2 separate regions of the Homo sapiens genome follow, and region 1 is linked to region 2. Evidence: chromatin loops called from intact Hi-C (ENCODE). Cell type or tissue: endothelial cell of umbilical vein. All regions are shown on one strand.

What was found. A loop is a pair of places that touch in the nucleus more often than their neighbours do. Peaks named below come from ENCODE experiments on the same cell type or tissue, not always from the same donor. Only the 100,000 strongest peaks of a DNase experiment are listed, where the experiment ranks them.
Region 1: it touches region 2 in a loop (2.7-fold over the local background); 2 of 110 quality-filtered maps call a loop at or near these places.

The regions. Positions count from the first base shown.
Region 1 is chr6:54,240,771-54,248,770 of GRCh38, reverse strand. All of the region lies in intron 12 of MLIP (muscular LMNA interacting protein), which reads right to left. Among named protein-coding and RNA genes, the nearest start is that of TINAG, 64 kb to the left of the region's middle. In endothelial cell of umbilical vein, a CTCF peak has its summit at 4,171 (motif pointing left); a DNase peak (open chromatin) is centred at 4,060.
Region 2 is chr6:54,189,234-54,197,233 of GRCh38, reverse strand. MLIP (muscular LMNA interacting protein) reads right to left here. Exons shown (of 14, transcript NM_001281747.2): 10 at 7,320-7,364. It overlaps LOC124901335 (a long non-coding RNA gene), which reads left to right and starts at 5,622. Exons shown (of 2, transcript XR_007059622.1): 1 at 5,622-5,705; 2 at 7,261-7,433. In endothelial cell of umbilical vein, no CTCF peak of the experiment used is centred here; DNase peaks (open chromatin) are centred at 3,483, 4,113 and 5,553; H3K27ac peaks cover 1,735 bases.

The DNA.
Region 1 (8,000 bases), 52 kb before region 2:
GAATTTTCTGTCCTGATCTTTGTAATAGATCTGAAATATGACGGAAAACTCCTAAATTATGCTATTTTTATTCTTGGCCTTTCCTCTTCCATCCCAAGAGATAAAGACTTAAGGCATGTTAGAATTTCTTCTTCCAAAGACCACCTTCTAGACATCAGTGTAAGGGAATTTTTGTCTGCTCATTATTGTATGTCCAGCCTATTTAAAAACAAATACCACATCCTATTGTTGACTTACATTTTTCATCTAGAGTTGTTTCTTTCTCAACTAGAAAACCACTTCCCTAAGGGGATTAACTACACCATTCACTTTTTTCAGTGCACAGCTCCCAGGTTATAATGAAAACAGAGTAAAACATGTATTCTAACACCATTTCAGTTCTCAAAACAAATTCCAGAAGTTGAAATTGGAATTGACAAGGAAGCATATTTGTTGTTCTTTTTGTCTATCCTTTAAGAGAACACTTCATTACTTAGTACTACAGGCAAAACATCATTTTCAATTGTTTTCAATATCATACCAGTCTAGTACAATCATAAATCAAATGTCTATTTCTTCACAAAATAAAATATTGGTGGAATATTTTTCTCTCTCTGTTTTTTATCTTCTATAGATTATAAGGAATATTGTACCTCTTATTCCAGTGTGACATAAAATAGAATATAAACAGCTGTGTATTAATATTCCCGAGTTCCATAAATGTTTTTGGAATCCTGCCCCTGCGTTAATCCCATCCAAGGTCTTCCTAATTTGCCACCAGTTACCTCTAAGTTGCAGGAAATCTATCCCAGATCCCAGGTGTAATATCAACAGATGTCAATTGATGTGTTGCAAGGATTTGGAAGAGTATTTAAGAAAATAAATAGGTATGACTGTGATAGGGTCAAGCCATCCCCTCTCACCTTAGACCCCGTACCAGATCCCATTCCACTCTCCTCTAGCAGTACACCCCCAAGAGCATCACTAAGGATGTGGGGGCCAAGAGTTGGTTGAGGAGGGAGAGGGTATGTGGTTGGTTGGCAGGCAGATGAGCTAAGGACTGTATGTCTATAGGTAACAGAAGGGCTTCTTTCTATATGGTGCCTGCCAGACCCATCTTCCTGGCATTGGGCCACATTCCTCCATTCCCACACCTTCCTATGCATTATTTCAAACTACACTTCAAAGTTGTGTAAGCTTTTTCTGACCCTTTTACCATCTCCTTTATGTTTAATGCCTTTAAACTGTCAGTACACCCAGTGTTTTCCTTCCACCTCCGCTTCTTGCCCTACATGGTCTGACTATATGGTCCTGTCAGGCACTCTAACTTGGTCTTAGATTGTGGCCATTCCTGAGCCAACTGATGGAGTCTAAAATCTTCCTTCTGGAGAATCTGTCTTCTTTTACTTCCAGCTATGTTCTTGCTAGAACCACAAACTAACAGCTATGATGGTTTTTTATTCAAACTTCAAAGGATAAAATAAATGAGGTATTTACTGATCGCTAAGAAGCCCTTAAAGAAAACTCTCCACTGTCAGTCAGTTTCAGCCATCCCAGAGTGAGATCTTTTGAGAATGAGAAGAAAAATGTTCATAGTACTGCCAAATTTGCCTACGATATCACCTGGGATTTTATAAACTGTTAAAAGTTCATTCAAATATGGGATGATTAAAATATATTCTCAGGCATTCAAGGCCTTGGAATATTTGCTAAATAAAAACCTGTCTTAAAAACTTTCTTGGGTCAAGGACTTAAATAAAAAGAGAAAGACATACAGGAGGATGCTACAGGAAATATGGGAAGAAAGGGTAATAAAGCAATCTGATTAAGTGTGTTGCTGCCGTAAAAATAAAACAGAACAAACCATGAATTACTATGAAAAAGAGAGAAACTATAACCATAATATGTCAGAAATAAACACCTAGAATTGAACACTATCTATGTGATGGGAGGCAATGGAAGGGACCAAATGGACTTGTCTTACTAGAAGAAGATACAGATATCAATACAAGGATATAAATACGAATACAGACCTTAAGTTAAGGACCATCAACAGCAAAACAAGGTTAAATACATTTTAAACCAGTAAATTAAAACTACACCTTTCCAATAAAAAACTGAAAAGCAGAAATAACAGATAAGTTATGAAAAATGTGATAATATGGTAGAATTAAGGTTATGTAGCGAGATAATCTCAGGTATTAAGAGAAATGTCTCAAGATAAAAAAATCAAGATCAGAAAATATCTGGACAACAAGAGACATACACACAAATAAAAGTCATACAAATTTGAAAACCAAAGTAGGAAAAAGATTTGTCTCTCCAATATGAACCAAACTAAAAATAGTAATTTTATTATCTTAAAAATGGAATTCAAGAAGAAATGCTATAAGGGACAGAAAAAAAGATATTATATACTGGTAATAAAATCAATGAACCAGAAAATATGACTATCATAAACATATATTCCTAAAAATAGAGCCTCAAAGTATTAAGATTTTCCAGTGTTGGACTTCTAATGCTTTGAAAGCAAGTCGTGGTCTTACACTTCATTTGAATGCCTTCATAAAGCTAAGAAAGTGTTTGATGTCTAATGGTGGCTAAATAAATATTTTTATAAAACCTGAGGAAGGGCCCACCCTCACAGTCATATTCTTGTTCCCCAAAAGAGATTTCCATTTGATTCACAGAACTTATGGAACATATGGCTTATATGAAGGCGAATGAGTATCATTATTTGATGGCTGTAAGTTAAATGTCTGAGTTGTGCTTTCATTAGTCACACATTGGTAAACTTCAACAAATTTAGCAATCTGAAAAAATTTTATGCTCATATTTTGGTGAAAGGAGTAAAACAGTGGTCACATTAAGCAAGATAAAGCAACATAGAAAAATTTTGCCCTGAAGTTTCAAAATAGGAGACTCCTTGGCTGTGCAAATATTACATAATTAAAATAGATTTTGTTGCATGGGATAAGTAAAAGGATCACAAAATACATTACGGCAATGAGACAACTAGGTTGAACTATATGAAACTGATAAAATTGATATTTGTGTAGGTAAAAAGCTATTGAATAATGGCAGTTTCATGTGGTGCAACCTAAAGAAACTTTTTTAAAAAAACAATAGCTTTTCAAGAAGGTTAGACAAGCAATTATGTTCAAAGGTAGACAAAATATATATTTTAAAAACTCAATTTGCAAAGATAAAATGCTTCTATCCTGGTTTTCATTACATTTCAGGGTTAATAATGCATGGCTCATAGCTGCCTCCTTCTACTGCGCATTCACTCAGCTAAGACTATTGTCCTAACCCTGAGTTACTCGACTCTCTCTCATCCTAGTGCCCACAGCCAATGGCTGACTGGTAAAGGGCATAAAAGGGTAGCTCCTTTGCATCAGGTGTGGATAACTCTGCAATTTATTCTCTAGAGCCTTCTCCCTATGAATTAAGTCAAGGCTGGCCTTGAACTGAAGTCACATTTGCTCAGCTCTTTGCCCCTCTCAATTTGAATTCACTCCCTTCTTTACAGGAAGCTTTTCTGAAGAACCCTCCCTCAATAAATCACCAATATCTGAACCGCTGTCTCAGGATCTGCTTTTAAGGAACCTGATTTAACATATCACACGAAGGAGAAGGGACAGGTGGCTGATGTGTGTGGTGAAATAGAGAGTTCATTATCCCTTAGTGTCTCCATCAGAACAAGGTGCAAATGGATGGCAGTTTATTTTCTCTCTGTCCATAAAATACAAGCATAGTCAGTAAATTCCAAAGGCCAGCATGTTATTTTACAAGAGCTTTAAAAATCATGTTTCTCAAAGTATAAAACTGTTATCCTGCCTACCTGCAGCCATACATCTCTTTCCAATTACCAAATTCCTAATTTCTTGAATGATTTTATTTAAAAATGTTACAATGAAAAATTCCAGCTAGATACTATATGTCCAATGGCAGACAACACATGAGCTTGGGGCAGGTGTTCTTGCTACTAAGATTAAGCCAAAAAGAGAAATAAGAAAAAGAAATTGATTGTTCTCAGTTTCCTGGAAAAAATTTAAAAGCCAACTGTTTTATGATTAATTAAGTACACTTTAAGACTGGTAATTAGATAAACAGAAGCATGCCCAGTTTCAAATTCCAGCCTGTCATTAAGGCATGTATTCTGTTGAAATGCTCTTTTTGCCCTCTAGTGGAGAACCTAGCTAAAAATGATTGATAATTCATTTTGCAAAACCACTTCTCTTAAAATATCTGCTCATTGACATTCATTTTTTAATGTTAAAAGTCAAATTAATTTGCATTTAGTCATTTTGAACAGAAGCTTCTTTGTGAATGAATTAAACACATTCATTCGTTTTGAAAACAATTTGGCATCGTCAAATAGTGTACATGTTTTGACTTCCTGAAAAATCTTAAAACATTTTTAAAAACCCATTTTATATTTGATAAAGTCTTTTTTCCAATTCCAACAATCTCAAATATTTTATATTTTAATCATCTCGATAGCTATCTAATCTCCATTATCTTTAAAAACTTGTCAGAAAAGTTTTAGAATTGAGAGTAAAGCTGTTTATTTCTATGATGATTGAAAATAAATTACCTGGTTTATTCACACGGATTTCTAATCATACATAAAGTTAGAACATAAACATTATTAATGAAGAGGTTTGAGGGATGTTTTTGCCTCCAAAATTCAAGATGACTTTTTTCAATAAATGTGGCTACCTCAGTACAATTTTGTCAGAGTACTAGATGTTTAGTGGTTCTGTTAGCCACTAACCTTTGCAAAGTGGAAAGTTCTGCCAAAAGAATGTTGGTGCCTGGAGATGAAATGTGAAAAGTATTGTGGAATTCATAAGCCCAGGCTCTGCCAGTAACTCATGCCATGGCCTTGGGTATGTCACTTTGCATCTTTGGGCTTCAGTTTTCTTATCTGTAGACTGAAGGAAGTCAGATGGCCTCAGCAATTAGTTCTAGACCTGATTTACATATATGGTGCTGGGTTTGACCAAACGGAAGCCTGTGCGTGATTCCCGGGTGGTGGTGATGGTGAAAGTGGTAATGCCACTTTATTGATAGACGTTAGGGAGATATCTCAAAGAAAATTAATCAAGCATCAGCTTTTAAGCTGTTCTGCAAAATTTTGTACAAATTATATATACTTTCTGAGCCTCAGTTTCTTCATATGTAAAAGAAAAAATAAACCCTACTTTATGATTGTTTTAAAATCTAAATAAAATGCTGCATGTGAAGTAAGTGGAATGTTGTCTACTTTTTCTAAATATGTTCCTTATAAAATTTCAGTGACTTCTCAACTCACTCCCTGCTTTTTCCCCCCAGTTCAGATAACTCATTATGTTCAGGAAGGTGGAAGCTATCTAGTAATCTTAATTGATGCTAACTTCACATTATAGTTTCTGATTCCAGTTGCTTCTTCAATGCTCTGGCCTGCTTTCGTTTTCTCAAGTTTGCTCTGTTCCTTTTCTGTATGTCTATGCTTGCTGCCCCCTCTAGCTGGAATGCCCAGTCCACTCCCAGCCTTCACTTCTTTTCAGGCCTCAGATTCAACACCATTTTCTCATTAAGTCTTTCCTGATTCATCAGACTGGATCAGGACCTCTGGTATATATACTCATACCTGCCCAAATGTCTTTTGCATGGCAGTTGTGACAGTTATCACTAAGTATTGAATTTTTTTCTTCTTTAATTTCTGTTTTCCCTATGTAGAAAATAAGGACTTGGAAAAGGCCCCCATGTCTCTGTCTGCTGGCTTTCCAGTGCATGGCCAGCACAAACACAGTGCTTTGCACCTAACAGATATTCAATACATCTTTAGGAAATGAATAAATGTGTTTTGTCAACTTCCAGACTCCTGAGTTCCTAGACTTTATGTTGGAACAAAAAGGTTGCAAAGTCTATGCTTTTTGTTTTTAGTAAGAAATTAGTCAAGGTTTTGGTAACCTTGAACCAAATCACTTAATGTTCATTTTTCTAATTTTGAAGCTATGTACAATTGTAGACTGCTTATCTCAAAGAGCTGTTCCTTTATTCTTAACATATACTCATAAAAGATTTTTCACATCTTTAGATTTAAATATTTACAGCATATATTAGAAAAATAAATTGTTATTTCAAAGCCCTCTCAGCCTTTGAAGCAGTAGGGGAAGGTTAGAATTACTTCTGATTTTCCTTTCTCCAGATAAGTCATAATCTCTATTAACTCTTGTTGATTGATCTTTGTTAAAATATCAGAAGAAACCTCTGGCAAAAAATATTTCAGAGGAGCTACCAAAAAAAATCAACCCATGCTTGAATATATGACTATAATATTAATATTTTAGTTTTTATTGGATTTCTGCAGATTTACAAGGTCAATTCTCTGAGTAGCAATGCAATGATAATACCAATTTACATGCTCTCAATAACGTTACCAATATAAACGTTACACACGTACTAAATTTGAAAATAAATAAGTAGAAGAAGAAATGAACAAGGAAAGTCAACCTTCAATGTTTACAGGGTGAAATATCCAAGGAGTTTAAGAAAAGAATGCTCATGGCCTAAGAAGCAGGCTAAAGCCAGCTTGTGAAGGGGCCTCTCCCACCTACCCACTCTGGACATGAAAGTTTCTTTCCTTTCTCTGTCCTCCTATGTCATTCACACAACATCAGACCGCCATGAAAACTCACCAGAGGTTCCAGACTAGGTATGCCAACCCCTAATCCTCTATGATGGGGAAACAAAAGGAGTTAGCTCTCTATTGCTATTGTTTTTCATTTCTCCTATTTCCTATATGTGTATTTCTCATTCAGAATACATTTTGCTAGGTAGGCTCCCTCACTATTCTAATAGATGATTCTCCCTTGCCTTATTATAAGTGGAGTGATTCTTTACATAGAGAAGACAGAAATAACGCAAATAATTGAACTGAAAATACATCTATTTGCTCACTCTCATCCCCCTTTTTCATTTCAGACAAGTTATATTCCTTCTTTATTCTTAATCTACAATCTCAAGAGCAGCTGCTTAGAAAAAAGGCTAAGAAAAAAGATCAGTAAATATTGTGTTGACATATCATAAAGGTAAAATGTATTATAAGTAAATGCTTCATCTTTTTTAGCAAAAACATAGTTCTAATATAAATAATTGCTATAATTTAAAATATCTTTATGAAAAGGGCACTTTAATTTTTTAAAAAAGGAAATCATAAGAAAGTACATGTTGGTGGCTATGGTATTTTTTCAATGAGAAAGGACTTTTAATAGCTGAAGTAGCATACCAGAAAAAGTTATACACCTTCTGATTCAGTAAGTCTATGAATACTGAATGTGTAAACACTCAGGCCCAATTGTAAACATTACAAGCACATGGGGACAATTTTGATTAACAGCTAAACCCAATATTTCATAACTTATTCTAATAAAAAAATCCTAAGCTAATATACTAGATAGGTTACAGTATATACTATATTATAGTATATATACATACACTCTCTCCATATATATTTAATTTAACAGTTGTGTTTCCTTTTACTTACTAGGAGTTATATGAGGAAAAAATAATTATAATCTAGTACTTATAAACATGCCAATATAATTTTTCTTTTAAAGTTTTTCATAAGAAAGTTCATTTTCTTGCTGAATCATTAGAGAATTTAAAAGGCAAAAAAAAAGAAACGTCTGTTATTACAGGGGAAGCATAGTGTTTTCTATGAGGTAAAAACTTTGAGGTCGCCCGGTTCTTGGGATTTCTAAATTTTTTAAGTTGTAAGTAGGCTTAGGAATCTGCTTTTTTCTTTTGATTTTTTTTTATTTTTTGAGACGGAGTCTCACTCTGTCGCCAGGCTGGAGTGCAGTGGCGCGATTTGGGCTCACTGCAACCTCCACCTCCTGGGTTCAAGCGATTCTCCCGCCTCAGCCTCTCGAGTAGCTGGGACTACAGGTGCGTGCCACCACGCCCAGCTCATTTTTTCTATTTTTAGTAGAGATGGGGTTTCACCATGTTGGCCAGGATGGTCTGGA
Region 2 (8,000 bases):
TCTGAAAGCTCTCTAATGCCTCACCTTTTTACTGAGAGTAAAGTTCAAAGCCCTGGTAGTGCCTACAAAGCAATGCCTACAAGGGTGCTGTATGACCTGATCTTTCATATCCCTAACCAGCCTCTCTTTTTCCAATCTTATTTCCTAGTACTCTCCCTTCCACCCCTTCACTGTTTCTACTCTAGCTTACACATTATATGATACTGCCTCCTCTAGGAGTTTGTATTTGCTCTTCCCTTGTCTGGAACTCCCTTATTCCTTCTTTTTCAGTTTTTCAAATGTCCGTTTAAACATCACCTTATCAGACAGATCTTTTTAATGAGCCATATAAAATAGCAATCTCCACCTCTCTTACCTGCTTTATTTTCTCCACAGCAGTTACCACTACCTGACATCTGTTTGTGTTTATTGTCTTTCTTTCTCAACTAGAATGTAAGTTCTGTGAAACCAGAGATCTTCGGTTTATTCACTCTTGTATCTCCAACATCTAGAATGGTGCCTGTACCTGGTTGGTGCTCAATAAATACTTGCAGAATGAATAAGTTAATTGACAGACAGAAGCTCAGTGTGCTGACTATAATTCAATATGGAGTCTATAAGAGGTACTGATTCAATGCAAAGACATGGAATCAACCCAAGTGCCCATCAATGATAGACCAGATAAAGAAAATGTGGTACATATACACCATGGAATACTATGAAGCCATAAAAAGGAATGAGATCATGTCATTTGCAGGGACATGAATGGAGCTGGAAGCCATTATCCTCATCAAACTAATGCAGGAACAGAAAACCCAACACTGCATGTTCTCACTATAAGTGGGGGCCGAACAAAGAGAACTCATGAACACATGTTAGGGAACAACACACAGAGGCCTGTTGTGGGCGAGGAGGGAAAGCATTAGGAAAATATGCTAATTCATGCTGGGCTTAATACAGAAGTGATGGTTTGATAGGTGCAGCAAATCACCATGGCACATTTTTACCTATGTAACAAACCTGCACGTCATGCACATGTACCCTGGAACTTAAAATAACTTCTTTTTTTTAAAAAAAGGTGCTGATTGACTCCTTGAGGTCTTCCATTATTTTTCTTGAATTGGCTTTTTGATCACAATATAATTCACAAAGAGGGAACTTTGAGGGATAGAAGAGCCATATGGCATTTTTCCAATAGAGGATGAGAAGAAGGAAAGTGGGTTGGTGAGTTTCACCCTCAGAAGAAAGAGTAGAAAGCCAAAGTTCTCATCTTCAGAAAGTCAAGGAAAGAGGCCACTTCTTTAGGGACTTTACACGATTTTAATCTTCTTCATTTAAAATAAATTGTTGTTTTTCTCCCTCTGTTCATGGTGATATGCAATAAAACTCTTAATACCAAAACACAATGATGTCATCTTTTTTAGAGAATTCAAGAGTGGAGAGTGGGGAGGAGAAGAGGATATTATATCTGATGCTAACATTAGTCTTGGGGACAGAAAAAAATCCAAGGGAGTGAATATATGGGCTCCCCGAAGCCCAGTGGCAGGTTTTAATGGGCTATAAGACACTCGTCTAAGCCTGCTATTGATTTGTGTTTATAATCTATCAGGTATACACTCATACTTGAACATTGTCACTTTGGGCACTATGTAAATAGATACTATTTCCATCCTTTGGAACTTATAATTCTATGACAGCAAGTTGGTACAGCCTCTGAGCTAGAGACCAAAGTTGGAGATTAACTACCAGCGCTGACCTAGAGAATCCATGACCAATATTTTTAAATAATGGGTTTTTACAGCAAAATCTTTCTTAAACTAGTAACTTCAACTAACACTAATGGACTGATGTTTTTTAATTGCCTTTGACTATAGTAATAAGCTCTCGGGTGGTGTGATAAAGCAAAAAAGAAATAAAGGACAGGGTGCCAGCTTTCAAGAGTTTATTTTAATCTTTCTGGAGAGATAAGATGTGTAACAAAACTGCAAGAAAGTGACAAAACAACATATAGCAAATTCTGTGAGTCTGGCTGGAAATTCTACTAATTTTATGGGCTCAAAGAGTTTGTGAAAGTGCCATGGTTGTTTTTGACCCATTTGCTGCAGTTTTGTCTTCATTCTCCAGTGCTTTTTTCTTTGCCTTTAGAATTTCCATGGCAAAAAAGTTTGTGCAAACTCAATATATTCTACCAGGCAAAATTGTGGGCAAAAGCAATATTCTCTAGATTATTTACCTGATTTACTCATTCAGATAATACAGATTTATAGACCCTAATTCTTGTTTTAAACAAACATTATTATATACTTGAAGCAAATACTCAAGCTATGTTTTCCCCTCAAACAAATATCTTAAATCTCAAAACACTATGGCATAGGGTAAAGCTCCCAATATTGGAAAAAACAAAAGAGATTTTTATACCACTTATTACCACGCAACTATTGACATGGCATTCTAGATATTTAAACTTCAGTTTTTTCATCAGAATAATGGAAATAACAATTCCTGCCATACTAACTCCAAGGTGATTCGAGAACCTAATGAGATAATATGCATGACAAAACTTGATAAAGAAAAAACAGCATAAAATAAATTTGAAAGTAAAACAGAATATATACTTTGCAATTATAAATATGGCATGTTGATTCTAAATGATCTAGACCATTCACAAAAGTACCTACTTGATGTGTTTTTCCAAAAAAAAGTTTTATAATGATTACAATAGTTGTATAAAAATAAAGGCACATAAGACCTCAATAATTATTGGCAGTATCTCATGGCTCAAGAACCATTTCATGAAATATACACAATACAGATTGGCCAGATTGAAATATTTCAATGGTTAAATAAAAGATGATAGCATGACTCAAACCTGAGGAGGCGTACCTGATAAATGCTGTGGCACTTAAGTACGTTATGTCAAGGAAAAACTGGTCAAGGAGAAACTGCCTTTGAGCTTGAAGGAGACATCGGTTCTACATAAAAGCTTTCAGGGCTGCATTTTCTGAACAACAGAGGCCTTAAAAGGGCCCTCAGAAAGATGAGTCATGCACCCACCGCTAAAGCTGGATGCATCAGCTGGCATTCAGAACTAGGAACAAAGTATTTGCAAGTTTAAGCACTCTTCTTAATAGTGTTCCAGTAAATAGCATCTTGCTTTTACCTGTATATAGCCATGTGACTTATTTTTAAAATCTATTGTTTTGTGCTCTTTAGATTAAGTATTCCATCCTGGACAACAGTGAACATTTTGTAACGGCATGAAATTTCAAAAGCAAAAGGCAAATGTCATCTAAACCAGGCTCCCCTACTGCCAAAGAAGACCAGGGTTTAGCTACCTTGGGGTGCCTAACTTGTGTGTTATCTTATGCAGGGAAAAAGACCCCGCTGGCCTTTGTTAATATCTTTGTGATGATTCAGCTCAACAGCTAGGAAAGCTTTGTGAAGGTTTAACGCAGACCCTAGATCTTTCCTTTCCTCTTGCTCCTTTTAATATGCTACAGGAAGCACTATTCACAGCTGTGAAAACTTCAGTACTCTAACTGACCCTACCCAGTCTCCTCTTAGGTAAGTACTCACATTTTCCAGGCAGTGCAAAAACACGAGGCAGAGTCAGACACAGGAGGTACCCAGTGAAAGTAATGCTTCCAGTGAGGCCCTGTTTCCAAACTCCTTAATTACTCTTTTCTTATTTTCCTTGAATTATCTAAAATCAATATTAATGATTCATTTTCCAAAACTACATAAAGCAAGGATGAACACTAATGCTGGTGATCCTAGATAATCTATTTAACTACATAAGCATTTCTTTCTTTTTCTGTAAAAATGGCTGCTCATAATATCTCTTCATCATTCACAGATTTTATGTGCAAAAATAACCTCTCCCTATCCATAGGAGTATACTGACAACTCCACATTTTATGATATGTGAGCCTCACAATAATCCCTTCAGGCTGACAGAGTCGTTATTCCAATCTCCAGTGAATAGGTGGGAATTTCCAATATTTTCATCTCTAATTTCCTTTCCAGTTCTGATCGACTGCAGTGCAGTTTAATAGTAGAAGAGAAGCTAAGATTGGTGAACTAGCTTCACATGAACCTCCAAAACAGTCTCCCAAGCTCCTCTAAATCATTTGGCTTCCAGAGTAAACAACGGAAATATTTTAAGAGTAAGGGTCATGGCTCTATTTCTTCTTTCCTTTTCAATTCTGAATTGGCACACTTGCAATAAAAGCAAGCAAACAGATCAGCCAAGTTAAAAATTTGAAAGCATGAAAAAATGATGTATCGTTAAAAAGTTAAATCTCAAAAGCAATTTGAGAATTGCATTAAGCTTGTGGTACCATAGCACTTTGTCATATATTTTCTGTTCAAAACATTTACTACATTTACCTCCTAAAATAGGAGTCAAATAATTTTAACTATTTAGTTTGTTTTACACAAAACAAATATTTGTTTATATAATTCAACTATAAAGTATCATACATTTCCAATAACTTTGTTTTTATGCGTTATACATCCATACATATTTACTCATATAAACAAAGATGTGTATATATAAACAATCAGAATTACCTCATATGTCATCTATATGTGTATGCATATTATAAACACATACATATATAAAAATATAAATATATATATCAAAGTTTTGTTTATCAAAGACATTCTTATTTACTCATATTATTCAGAACTTAAAGAGTTCGTGATGGCAAATATTGAAAATTCATTCATAAAAATGAAAAAATTATAACTTTATAAATAGTGTTACTTAAGTGTAAAAATATTCTAATTCCTTAGTGAAGTACATGTCCTATAATATGTCTTACATACAATCATTTTCCACTATTTATTTCACTCTCGGGTAGTATTAATATAAACACAGGGCTAACGACATGAAATAGAAACCAAAATTATTGAATAAAATAAACATATCAGTAGAAGAGATTTTTTTTTAATGTGATATGCTTACTTGATAATAATCCCTTCACAAACCTACCTGTATCTCAAGGGCATTTTGAGATTAAAACTTAATTTAAAACTTGGTTAAGAAATGCCTTGAACTCCTTAGAGAAAAGGACTTAAGTAAATGCAGAGAAATTATTATAAAAGTCATTCAAAGCAATGCTTTGTAGTTTTGCCACTAGAGAACACAAACAACAGGATTATTTTATTGGGCAAAAAGTAAGTTTTTTTTATTACATTCACAAAGAGTTGTTTTACTATATCTTATTTTATAAAATCATTATATATATATATACACATATATATATTTGCCACTTTGAAATAATTTCTTAAAGGATTAAACCAAGAACTTACATGTATGTAAAATACACACCTACACATGTATATATAGTCCAACACCTAAAATCTATATTTTATATACTATACTGAGTGAAACTATATATGAGAATGTTTAAAACATTCATTTCCATATATTACTCTAAATAAACAAATATATCATTTTAAATACTAAAATAATTGTAGTAATATTTCCATATCTAAAGTGGGAAGTCATTCAACCTCATTATGTTATTGCAGTGCTTGTTTCCATGGCAACTCCTTCAACTTCACTGTGTTAGTAACCATAGATTCACAGCCCTGGAAGGGCTTGGAAAGTACGCAATAGAATGCTCTCACTTTCAATTAAGAAATTGAAATCCAGACTCCCGGACTTTTGACTTACCCACTGTCAGACCACTAGTTAATGTCAGAGCAGGAAGTATAAGGTGGGTCTTCTGATACTCATCCCAGATTCTTTCAACTATACTATATTGCCCCCCCACACACACACTGTTCTAAACCAATTGACACTAATGCACACACATATTCAAACACATGCCATATACACACTATATGTATAAACACCAGTATACCCAAGTGGATTGATTGAATCAAGCTATTTTAAAAGTCAAACAACACTTTTTATGATTTCTCAGTATTACAAATAAATATATTGTAATTATTTTTATTGGGATAATAATGACAAGATGATTTGTTGGCTGTGGCTATAGGATACCAAAACAATTTCTTTAAAAGGGGATTATCAGTTAATGTTTCAAACTGTTTTACTAGAAATTTCCATCATTTTAGTGAAGATATCTATTATTCAGGAATTTACAATTTTAGACAATAAATAGCCAAAGATATTAAGAAAATCTTTGGCCGGGCGCGATGGCTCACACCTGTAATCCCAGCACTTTGGGAGGTCGAGGCGGGTGGATCACGAGGTCAGGAGATCGAGACCATCCTGGCTTAAATGGTGAAACCCCATCTCTACTAAAAATACAAAAAATTAGCCGGGCTCGGTGGCGGGCGCCTGTAGTCCCAGCTACTCGGGAGGCTGAGGCAGGAGAATGGCGTGAACCCGGGAGGCGGAGCTTGCAGTGAGCCGAGATCGCACCACTGCACTCTAGCCTCGCCGACAGAGCGAGACTCCGTCTCAAAAAAAAAAAAAAAAAGAAAATCTTTGACCAGTAATATCTCGGAAACTTATTTCATGACTTCAATTTGGTAACCACTGTAAGCATAAGAAATACAAAACTCTATAAGATAAAATAATTCTCTCATTTAATCAAATTTTATCTTCAAATAACAGATTTTAGAGTCTGGATCTGTGCTGCCCAATGTAGTCCCCACTGTTGAGCTCTTGTGACTAGGCAGAATTGAGATTTGCTGTAAATGTAAAATATGCAATAGTTCAAAGACTTTTCCCAAAAAAAGTAATGTAAAAATATCTCAATTTTTATACTGCTTATCCATTGAAATGATAATATTTATATAACATTAAATAAAATATTTTATGAAAATTAACATTACCTGTTCCATTTTACTTTTTTAATATGGGTACTAGAAGTTTTAAAATTACATATGTGGCTTACATTTGTCATTCACGTTGTGTTTGTATTGCTCAGCACTGATCTAGACCATTTGCATGCTAATTCTCCTGTGTGACATATCTATTTCTTATTTCCTCAAATCCAAAAACTATCCTACTCAATCATGACCTTCTCCTTAAACTCTTTTTAGATCTCTTCCTTTAAAGAGTGTGCTCTCTTCTCTAAATTCTAATGGCATCTTTCATCTGACCTCACAATCTCTTCTAATGCCTCTACTTGGATGTAAGTTACTAGCAAGTAAGGTCTATGTATAGTTTTACGTATGTTTGTCACCTGCAAAACAACCACCATGGAGCTTTTGGAAAATATCAGTAAAATGTTATTAGACAAGTAAGTGAATAAAAATATATATAGTAAATGTATTCTTTTTTTCACTTTTACTCAGGTAAAGCTCTCTTGAGAGATCAGAATTTGCAGTAGATCTGTGACTTAGAAGATACATACCAGCTGACTCTCAGATACTGTAGAAGATGGTGAGGAGAGATTTGCCTGCAAAACATAAACATGGCATTTATTAGTGAAACTCATAATTTATTAAAATATGTATGTGTTTAAGTATTTTGAAGTTTGTTTATTATTATATGTCCATGATAGGATTTTGAAAAGTATAAAGAAAAGGAAAAATATCCTTATGCCACCAAAGAAATGATTTTTAATATTTTTGGTACATAGCCATAAATATTTTTCCTATGTATTTTTATTCAGCCTACATAATAGTGAATATGATGTTTATATGCTGCTTTTCTTTCTCATTTTCTTAACATAAGCATTATATCATGACATCAAAACTTCTTCAAGGTTACCTAACATTTCATTCTTTGTATTCTTCACATTTTAATCAAACATACCAGCATCGTTGCTATTTCTATTTATTTAAAGCAAATTGAAACAAATAACAGATATTTCTTTAAAGTATTGTTATATAAAAAGAAAAGCATAACAAAGTTTTTATGATTTGAGAATAAAAATGACTTGGTTTTTAGAATTGTTTAAATTAAAGAGCAGATTAATATTGTTTGTCATTGGCTCCTATATTTCAACCCTTTCATCTGGATTTAGTTTCTTTCATTTTTAAAAATGTTATTGTCGTAAGAACATTTAACATGAAATCTGTAATTTGAACAT